Linked DNA regions of Mus musculus: region 1 is linked to region 2. A link is a loop called in an ENCODE intact Hi-C map of the cell type or tissue named here. Cell type or tissue: heart. All regions are shown on one strand. Each heading gives the region's core, and the rest is flanking DNA. Links, peaks and the distances in the headings are about the cores only.

Evidence for each region. A loop is a pair of places that touch in the nucleus more often than their neighbours do. Peaks named below come from ENCODE experiments on the same cell type or tissue, not always from the same donor. Only the 100,000 strongest peaks of a DNase experiment are listed, where the experiment ranks them.
Region 1: a loop joins it to region 2, with 2.4 times the contacts of the local background. A loop is called at or near these places in 1 of 42 quality-filtered maps.

What each region holds. Positions count from the first base shown.
Region 1 is chr19:7,214,890-7,220,264 of GRCm38, reverse strand. It overlaps Cox8a (cytochrome c oxidase subunit 8A), which reads left to right and starts at 2,649. Exons shown (of 2, transcript NM_007750.2): 1 at 2,649-2,866; 2 at 4,781-5,107. The coding sequence starts at 2,753. The coding sequence ends at 4,876. In heart, for the core only: a CTCF peak has its summit at 2,535; a DNase peak (open chromatin) is centred at 2,584; H3K4me3 peaks cover 3,290 bases; H3K27ac peaks cover 1,119 bases.
Region 2 is chr19:7,342,926-7,348,300 of GRCm38, reverse strand. No RefSeq gene overlaps it. Among named protein-coding and RNA genes, the nearest start is that of Mark2, 3.8 kb to the right of the region's middle. In heart, for the core only: a CTCF peak has its summit at 2,721 (motif pointing right); no DNase peak of the experiment used is centred there.

The DNA of each region.
Region 1 (5,375 bases), core at 79-5,078, 130 kb after region 2:
TTATTATAAATATGATGTCAGCTGAGTCCACATAGCAAATATCGGACCAGCCAGGTCCATATAGTAAGATTTTTGGGGGCTGGTGAGATGGCTCAGTGGGTAAGAGCACCTGACTGCTCTTCCGAAGGTCCGAAGTTCAAATCCCAGCAACCACATGGTGGCTCACAACCACCCATAATGAGATCTGATGCCGCCTTCTGGAGTGTCTGAAGACAGCTACAGTGTACTTACATATAATAAATAAATCTTTTAAAAAACAAAAAAAAACCCCAGATTTTTGTCTCAAAATTTTCAAAAAAGTGTGAGGGATACCCATACAAAATCCCTACTTCATTAGAAACTTGATACATAGTTAAGGATGACATATAGTCTCTGGACTCCACCTCTTAAATGCTAGAATTACAGTTGTGGGCTACCAAGTCAGGTTTATATAGTGCTGGAGAATAGGACCCTTTTTGTGCATGCGAGGCAATCACTTTATTCCCAGCTACTTGTCTTCAATCAATGGTAAAATGATAAGTATACTTAAGATTACTATCAGTATTATTTGAGGCAGCATCTTACTATGTAGCCCTGGCTGGTTTAGAACTTGCTATTTGAGGGGCTGGTGAGATGGCTCAGTGGGTAAGAGCACCCAACTGCTCTTCCAAAGGTCTGAAGTTCAAATCCCAGCAACCACATGGTGGCTCACAACCATCTGTAACAAGATCTGACTCCCTCTTCTGGAGTGTCTGAAGACAGCTACAGTGTACTTATATAATAAATATATAAATCTTAAAAAAAAAAAAAAAAAAAAAAAAAACTGGGCTGGTGAGATGGCTCAGTGGGTAAGAGCACCCGACTGCTCTTCCGAAGGTCCAGAGTTCAAATCCCAGCAACCACATGGTGGCTCACAACCACCCGTAAGGAGATCTGACTCCCTCTTCTGGAGTGTCTGAAGACAGCTACAATGTACTTACATATAATAAATAAATAAATCTTAAAAAAAAAAAAAAAAAAAAAACTTTAAAAAAAGAAGATTTACCAGGCTGGCCTCAAACTCAGACACTCCAGAAGAGGGAGTCAGATCTCGTTACAGATGGTTGTGAGCCACCACGTGGTTGCTGGGATTTGAACTCCGGACCTTCGGAAGAGCAGTTGGGTGCTCTTACCCACTGAGCCATCTCACCAGCCCCAATAAATCTTTTTAAAAAAGAAAGAAAAGGTGTTCTAGGTAGAATGTAAAGAGTAAAAAGTCCAAAATCTGGAAGGGTGGAGAAGAGACCTAGGAGCAAGGACAAAAAACAAGCGATATTGAGAAGTCAGACAGAAGGGCAATATCCAAGATCCGGGCCTTGTCTAGAAAGCAATGGGGAGGGCTGGCAAGATGGCTCAGTGGATAAGAGCACTTACTGCTCTTCCGAAGGTCCTGAGTTCAAATCCCATTGGAGGCCCTCTTCTGGTGCATCTGAAGTCAGCTACAGTGTACTTATGTATTAATAATAAATAAATCTTTGTGCCAGAGCAAGCAGGGACTGAGTTTACAGGAGCGAGCAGAGCTGACCGGAGCAAGCAGAGGTCTTAAAAATTCAGATCCCAACAGTGACATGAAGACTCACAACCATCTGTATAGACACAGTGTAATCACATACATAAATATTTTTTTAAAGAAAGCAATGGGGAACCACTTGATCAGGTATTTGTCTAGTAAAACAAGAAGGAAGGAGAGAGGAGAAAGGAACAGAAAGAATAAAGGCAGAAGGGAGACAGGGGATAAAGAAGAGAAAGAAGAGAGGCAACAAGGCATGGAACATAGGAATAGAAGCAGAAAAGTTCAAGGTCATTCTCATCTACACGGTTTTAGGACAGCCTGGGCTACTGGAGACCTTAAAAAACCAAAACTGGCCGGGCGTGGTGGCGCATGCCTTTAATCCCAGCACTCGGGAGGCAGAGGCAGGCGGATTTCTGAGTTCAAGGACAGCCTAGTCTACAGAGTGAGTTCCAGGACAGCCAGGGCTACAGAGAGAAACCCTGTCTCGAAAAACAGAGAACAAAACAAAACAAAACAAAACTGTCCTAACACACACAAAAGGAGGAAAGCAGAAGTTGAGAACAGTTACCAGTTATGTGGAAACGGGTTTCTGAGAGGATAACAGTAAATGACAGGAGTCTCGGGGCTGGAGAGAGAGCTCAGCGCTTAGAAGCACTCGCTGCTCTTGCAGAGGTCCAGTTCAGTTCAGTTCCCAGCATCCACAAGATTACTCACTATTGCCTGAACTCCAGTTCCAGAGGATCCAACACCCTCTTTTGGCCTCTCTGCGTTCTGCATACACAGATGAACATGCTGACAAAACACTCATAAAGTAAAACTATGTTTTTAAAACTAGAGGCTTACTGGTGGCGAGCTGGAGTCACTAGTACAGTGCTGGCAGAGAGAGGATCCTAGTTAAATGAATGGAGGGAGGAGCCAAGGAGTCAATAGACTTGTAGCTTGTGTGATTGGGTGGCTATGCGTGTCACTCTCGAAGAAAGTGGAGGTGGGAGCAAAGGTGTCTCATTTCTCCTCCCATCTGTGTAGGATGATGTCGGTTGGTTGTTTCGAGGAGCGCGCCAAAAACAGCCCAGGCGGGCGAGGGGGCTTGTCCCGACGTCATTTCCGAAATACTTCCGGCTCGGGCGTCCGGCAACTTCAGCGCCGGAACTTCCGGCTGGTTCGGCCATCTTGACTCCCTGACCTTGGACTGGTCCTCGTCCGTGGTCGTTCCGCGCCGTCATGTCTGTCCTGACGCCACTGCTGCTGAGGAGCCTGACCGGCTCGGCCCGGCGGCTCATGGTGCCGCGGGCTCAGGTCCACTCGAAGCCGGCGCGGGAGCAGCTCGGGGTCCTGGTGAGCGGGACGGACCGGGAGCGGGGAGGTGGGCGAACTGTGGTAGCCTGCGACATTGGCTTAGGCCTGTCCTCAAGGCATGGATGAGACAGTCGCTCGGCTGCTCCTAAGCCCTAGGTATTTTTCCCAAGTTCCTGGATGTCAGGTCAGCCCGCTAGTTTGTTTACTCTGTTCGGCCTCTCTAAACCCGTCTCTCCTTCCATTCCCCCCCCCCCCCCACCGCAGGGGAGGGCATGCCTGGTAACTGGCAGCGACGTCATGGTTGTTACTGCTACATTTTATTATTAAGGAGGGCTGCAGAGTTCACCAGGTCTACATTCCCAGAGATGTAGGAGCATTTAGATACTAGGACAATTTTTACTTTTAAAACATTAGTTTAAAAACATGAGGCAGGGTCTCTTGTAGCCCAGGCTGACCACATTTGACTTTGAAGCGATAATCTCTTTAGTGCTGGGATAACAGGCCTGTGCCATCACTTGTGGTTTATGTGGTGCTGGGGATCAAGCCCGGGACTTTGTGTTAGGCAAGCACTTTCTTAATACTACACCGCAGCCTAGGCCCCCCCATCCCTCCCTTTTTTGGAGCTCTTCTGTTTTAAGTGACAATGGGTCATGAATCCAGATATCTGGGCATTGAATTAGGGGTAGAACCAAAGCACTGCCACTGAAGAAACAGTGACAACCAAGCCATGCCCTCTCTTACGCCCATTTAGTGGGAGGTTGAGGCATGAAAACAGAGCTCGGGAATTCAGGCCAGCTTGGGCAACATACTGAGACTCTGTCTCAAAAACAAGAGTCTGGGGGCTGGAAAGATGGCGTTTGGTGCATAGCCTCATGAAGACTGGTTCAGGTTCCAGCACCCATATAACAAGCTTGTAACTCCAGCTCCAACGCATCTGACATCCCGTCCTGACCTTGGGTAAGCATGCAAACACATACCTGTGCTCACACACATGCATCATACAAATATAGATAAAACACATCTTTAAAAGATACAAAACCCCAGCAGGGCAGTGTGGCACACGCCTATAATCCAGCACTTATGCTATAGAAGCTGTGGATCTCTGAGTTCAAGGCCAGCCTGGTCTACTGAGTGAGTTCCAGGACAGCCAGGGCTACACAGAGAAACCCTGTCTCTGTGTAGACAACAAACAACAAAAACAAAAAAAGAGAAGAAACTGTATAGAAAGCAAGGACACGTGAGAATGGTTTATTTAAGAAGTATTCGCTTCACCAGCATGAAGATTTGACATTGACTACCCAGTAACCGGCTAGTCTTTAGCCCTAGTGCTGGTAGGGGGAGAGGGGCAGGGAGCTCCCTGGATTCCACTGTTCAGCTTGTCTAGCCAAAACAGTGAACTTCAGGTTTAGTAAAAAAAAACCTGTCTCCAAAAAAAAAAGAAAGAAAGAAAGAAAGAAAGAAAAGATGGAGAGCTGTTAGATGAGATGCCAGACATCAAGCTCTGGCCTTCACCCACATGGAAAACAGCACACATACACACCAGTGAGCATAGTGGCACTTGAGTGTATTTCCAGGACCAGGGCATCAGGAACAGGAGAATCTCAAGTTTAAGCCCAGGTCTGGGTGGGGTGCATAGTAAGACTCCTGCCTGCACCCTTTCCCCCCACAGATAAATACATCTTTTTAAAAACCAAAGACCTTTATTTCAAGGCTGGAAATGGACTTGACCCAGTGTCCCCTCCATCCTTAGAGTCTCTCTGTGTCTGTATCTCCCCCTCTCCTGTGCTGGGGATTGAACCTCAGGCCCAAGTTGCTTTCTTTAGTGTGGGTCTGCTGGATTTTCTGCCTTGGTCTTTGCCACTGAGGGACTTCCCATGCCTAAGGACTACCTGAACTGGGAGTGCCTACAGAATTCTTGCCCTGAGGGATCCTTCTTTCTTGTACTCTGTGTAGGATATCACCATTGGGCTCACTTCCTGCTTCGTGTGTTGTCTTCTGCCTGCGGGCTGGGTCCTGTCACACCTGGAGAGCTACAAGAAGCGGGAGTGAAGGGAGCAGTCTTCCCTCATCCTTTGACTAGACCACTTTTGCCAGCCCACCTTGATCATGTTGCCTGCATTCCTGGCTGGCCTTCCCCGGGATCATGTTATTCAATTCCAGTCACCTCTTCTGCAATCATGACCTCTCGATGTCTCCATGGTGACAACTGGGACCACATGTATTGGCTCTGCTTGGTGGGGTCCCCCTTTGTAACAATAAAGTCTATTTAAACCTTGCTCCAGAAATGCATCATGTCCTTCTGCACCAGGCTTCTGCCTCCACACAGAAACGAGGATGCTGGTGGCCTGGGGTCCACGGAGGAACATCTGGCCGGTCCAGGCCCCAGTGCTAAGGTTTGTTGGGTGTCTGGGAAACACCAGTTGTTATTGAGCAGTCTACCTTGATGCTTATCCCTTCCAGTTCCCTTGCCTGTGCCAAGTTATTGGCTCCCTGTAAGTGCATGTGTGCCATGCCTTGTAGCTGGAATCCTTTACCGAGCATCTTTCCT
Region 2 (5,375 bases), core at 298-5,297:
CTTCCTTCCTTCCTTCCTTTCTTTCTTCTTTTTTTTTTTTTTTTTGAGACAGTTTTCTGTTATATCCCTGGCTGCTCCAGCTCTTGTTTTATAGACTAGACCAAGTTGGCCTAAAACTCACAGAGATCACCCTGCCTCTGCCTCCAGAGTGCTGGGATTTAAAGTGTGAACCGATGTGACAAGCTGCTTGTTTGTTTCTTTGTTTGTTTTTTGTAACCTCATAACTCCAATTAGTGCTACCTACCATAATGTTGATTGAACTCATCGGTTTGATCATGTGCAGGTCTTGTGTGCATTCATGAGTGCCACAGCCCTGCCATGTCCAAAAGGCAGCATTCTCCAGCTCTCGCCCCCAATCTCTGGCTCTTCCGTTGTTTTCTGGGTCCTTTTGAGAGACTTTCTGAGTCTTTCATGATGGTGGTTGTGGGCTTCTAGTTGTTTTCTACAACATTAATGCTGCTTGTTTCTGATGTTTATCTTCTCATTGGATAGTTTGCCCCAAGGTACACAGAACTTAGTTTAATTGTTCACTGACTTACTTGAGGAGCCAGGAAAGCACCTGGCTCCTAGTAGTTGCACAGTGAAGATGTGTCAAGTGAGTTTGAAGATTTAGAGAGATGGGGCAACAATGACTATTAATAAGAACAAGGTAGCTCCAGGCAGCCACTCACCTGATGGGATCTGAGCTGGATCTTGAAATACCTGTAGAAGCTGAGGGAGGTATATGGAGAAAGATCAGCCCCAACACAGGTATGGCACAGAGCGCTTTCCGTTGCTCATGTAGGAGTGAGATAGACCTCTCTACCAAGGATACTTATTTAGAATGGTATTAGCCAGGCAGTTTGAGGCCATATTGAATCAAGTTTGCCATGTCAGACAAAGCTTTCTCCCATAACCAGCACCACCTACATAATATGTGGGGCACTGTAAAGAATGAAAATGAGGGGGTTGGGGAGATGATAACTCAGTCATATGTTGCCATGAAGACACGGGGACACCGGGCAGTGGTGGCGCATGCCTTTAATTCCAGCACTTGTGAGGCAGAGGCAAGCAGATTTCTTTTCTTTTCTTTTTTTTTTTTTTGGTTTTGGTTTTTCGAGACAGGGTTTCTCTGTGCAGCCCTGGCTGTCCTGGAACTCACTTTGTAGACCAGGCTGGCCTGGAACTCAGAAATCTGTCTGCCTCTGCCTCCCGAGTGCTGGGATTAAAGGTGTGCGCCACCACACCCGGCCCACAAGCAGATTTCTTAGAGGATCTCTGTGGATTTGAGGCCAACCTGGTCTACAGAGTGAGTTCTAAGATAGCCAGGGCTATACAGAGAGACTTTCTCTTAAAAGAAAAACAGAAATACACAAAAACACAAACAAACAAACAAGGAGCTGGACAGCGCGCTCAGTACTTAAGAGCACTGACTGCTTTTGCAGAGGACTTGAATTCAGCTCTCAGCATCCAAATTGTGATGTATAAACCATCTATAATGTGACATCCCTCGCATCCGCTCCAGGAGGTCTAACACCCTCTTCTGATCTCAGAGGGCACCAGGAATGCAGAGAGTGGTCAGATGTACATGCAAACACAGAGGTAAAACGTTCATACACAACTCTCAAAAAGAGATCAGAACAAAAAGACAAGGTGGTTGGTTGGTTTGGACATAGCCTTCAGCAGGCAAATTGTTGTGAATTCAAGGTCAGCCTGGGGTCTATATAGTGAGTTCCAGCATAGCCTGGGCTGCATAGTGATATTCTGTCTCAAAAACAAAAACAGACAGACAAAATGAAGTTGGAAAACTGGTGAGATGGTTTAGTGGACAAGGCTCTTGCCTCCAGGCCACTCTAGTGGAAGGAAGAGCCAACTCCCACAGGTTGTCCTCTGACCTCCACATGTATTCTGTGGGATATGCACATACACACGGACACACAAATCAATAAGTGTAAACAACGACAAAGACCAAAATAGAGAGTAAGAAAAGACACTGAAGTTCCATTGTGTAGGCACTGGCATGTTTTTAAGTGTATCCACGTGCACATGAGCACAGACATATACATTGATGCACACAACACACACACACACACACACACACACACACACACACACACTAAAATAGGAGTCTTCTTTGCTAAAACTTTTTTTTTTTTCATAAGAATGACAACTTTAGCTGGGCAGTGGTGGCGCATGCCTCTGATCCCAGCATTTGAGAGGCAGAGGCAGGCGGATTTCTGAGTTTGAGGCCAGCCTGGTCTACTGAGTGAGTTCCAGGACAGCCAGGGCTACACAGAGAAATCCTGTCTCGAAAAAACAAACAAACAAATGACAACTTTACATCAAATCAAGTCCAGAGGCCTTCCTAGAACAGGGCTGCATGTGACTACATAGGCAAATGGCCACAAAGTGAGCCTTGCCTTAAGCCTACTGGGGAGTTGAGGACGGTGTTCTAGCCCAGTACAAATGTCACGGGAATTAGACTTGATATTCTGCTGTGTCCAGAGGCTGGATCAGAAGGAGTCTGGGTGGGCCAACTGGTTTAACAGCTTGTGAGAGGAGGAGAAGTGACCAAGAGGAAGATCAGGGCTTGAGTGGCATCTTGATGAAGCAGAGTCATCTAGGGTCAGGAGAAGCTCCCTGGATGCCTCTGCCTTTACCTTTCAGTGTCCTCTCTCCCTGCTCTTCAGACTTTGGTCCTAGAAGTGACGTCTAGCACAGGCTCGGCAATGTGACTCCCTTTGGCCACCAGAGGGCAGATCATTCTCATGTTTGAATTTGGGGTGGGGGCGTGGTGTGGCCTCCATCCCTTTCCCCATCACTCTACAGCATTGCTTTCCCAGCTTCTTTCTCAGAGGTGGTGCTGGTGTGGAGCTGGTGGGGGGCATGGGGAGGCTTCCTGGAGTCCTGTGGATTCCTTTGCCTTACAGAATGCCTCCTTCCTCCTCCCTGCACCTGCACAGCTCTCACTGTGAGCAATTCTTGGGTGCCACTCAGCAATTCGGTCAGTCCTTTCCCTATGACCCTGGGAGCTCTCTCAGTTTCTTCACATTCATGGACCCACACTCTATCCCTCCTGTTGAGTTTAGGGTGAGGGTCAGGGGCATAGTTCCAGCTTCTATGGAACCATGGGCAGGGATAACTTGAAACAGAAGTCAGTCTGAGTTGAGCTATTACCTCTGCTTGGTGGGACTCCAACAGTGTGTTGTCATCTACAAAATCCATGCTTGAAAACTATAATCAGGGCTGGAGAGATGGCTCAGTGGTTAAAAGCACTCACTGCTCTTCCAGAGGTCCCGAGTTCAAATCCCAGCAACCACATGGTGACTCACAACCATCTGTAATGGGATCTGATACCCTCTTCTAGTGTGTCTGAACAAGGACAGTATGTAGTTACATAAAATAAATAAAACTTATATAAGAAAAAGAAAACTATAATCAAGATACAGTTAAAATGATACTTACAAAAGTCTCGTAATGTTTTAAGCAAGTCCATGGCTTTATGTTGGGTACAGAACGGACAGATTTGGTAAACTCCAGAGGAAAGGGAAGAGTGGGCTCTGGTCCTCCATGGACTTCTGTTAAGAGCTGGGAGCTTTCCAAAGCTGAGAAAGACCTCAGAGTTGTTGAATTCAACAAACCCACTTATCAACAGGGAGACTGAGGCCCAGAAAAGGAAAAAGACATCTTCAAGAGGTCTGGTCCTTTCATTGCACTATTCTGAGGTTTTGCCATCCTCCCTCCTACCCTCATACCAAGACAGGGACTTACTATGTAACACAGGCCATCTCGAACCTCACTATGTAGAGCAGGCTGACCTTGAACCAACAGAAATCCACCTCCATCTGCCTCCAAGTGCTAGGATTAAAAGCATGCCACCTTGCCCTGCTGGGGAATGTGTTTTACATTTTAGTTTTAGTTTTTAAACCTTTTTTATTTTTAGAGTTTTACCTGCTAGCCTGCATACCCACTATGCACATGTAGTGTTCATGGAGGCCAGAAGAGCTTTGTGAGCCCCCATGGGACCAAACCCATGTCCTCTGAAAGAGCAGCAAGCTTGGAACTACTGAGCCACCTCACCATCTACTTGTCTTTGTGGTTTGGTTTGGTTTTAGAGATGGGTGTTTACTGTGTAGCCCTGCTTGTCCTGGAACTCATTATGTAGGCCAGGCTGGCCTCGAACCATCTTTTCTTCTGCCTTTGTTTCTCTCTCTCTCTCTCTCTCTCTTTTAAAAAAGATTTTATTTATTTATTTATTTATTTATTTATTTATTTATTTATTTATTATATGTAAGCACACTGTAGCTATCTTCAGACACTCCAGAAGAGGGCATCATCTTGTTATGGATGGTTGTGAGCCACCATGTGGTTGCTGGGATTTGAACTCTGGACCTTCAGAAGAGCAGTCGGTGCTCTTACCCACTGAGCCATCTCGCCAACCCCCTTTGCTTCTCTCTAGTGCTAAGATTACAGGGGCAGACCACCATACCCAGCTGGAGGAATCCTTTTTGGTTGTCTGTTTTATTTTATTTTATTTTTCGTTCTAGAGATTGACCCCAGGGCCTCCTTCATGGCATGGGAGTTAAAGCTCTCCCACTATCCTACAACCCCAGGAATCCTTATCGTCAACAAGTGCCTATTCTTTTGCCATGAGTTTGTCTTAGAAGGGAGATTTGAAATGAAAATGAAAATGAAAATGAAATGGTCTCTCCAAGCCGGGCGTAGTGGCGCACGCCTTTAATCCCAGCACTTGGGGGGCAGAGGCAGGCGGATTTCTGAGTTCAAGGCCAGCCTGGTCTACAAAGTGAGCTCTAGGACAGCCAGGGCTACACAGAGAAACCCTGTTTCAAAAAACCAAAAAAAAAAAAAAGAGATGGTCTCTCCAGACTTAAACATTGTAGAATATTTTAAAAGTCATTTAGGGCTGGGCATGGCAGTGCACACTTGCAATCAAAGTGGTGAGGAAATGAAGGCCGGGGATCAGTAGTTCAACCATCCTTGGTTACATATCATGGCCAGCCTGGGCTACTTAATACCCTGTTTCCAAAAAAAGCAAAAACAAAAGAACAACAAAAACTTGGATGGACAGGGTGGTTGGTGCACACCTTTAATCCCAGCCCTTGGGAAGCAGAGGCAGCTCCAGGAGTTCTTGGTCAGTCTGGTCTACAGTGGGAAACTGTGTCATAGAATCGAAACTAACAGCAGAAAGGAAATGTTATGTGTAATTTAAAGAAATATTTATTTGTATGTGCCTATGTTTGTGCTTTTATGGGTTTATGTGTATCACTGGCATGCGGGTGCTGGTAGAGGCCAGAGGGCATCATTTCCCCTGGAATTGAAGTTACAAGGGGTAGGGAGCCATCTGATGTGGATGCTGGGACCTGACCAGATTCTCT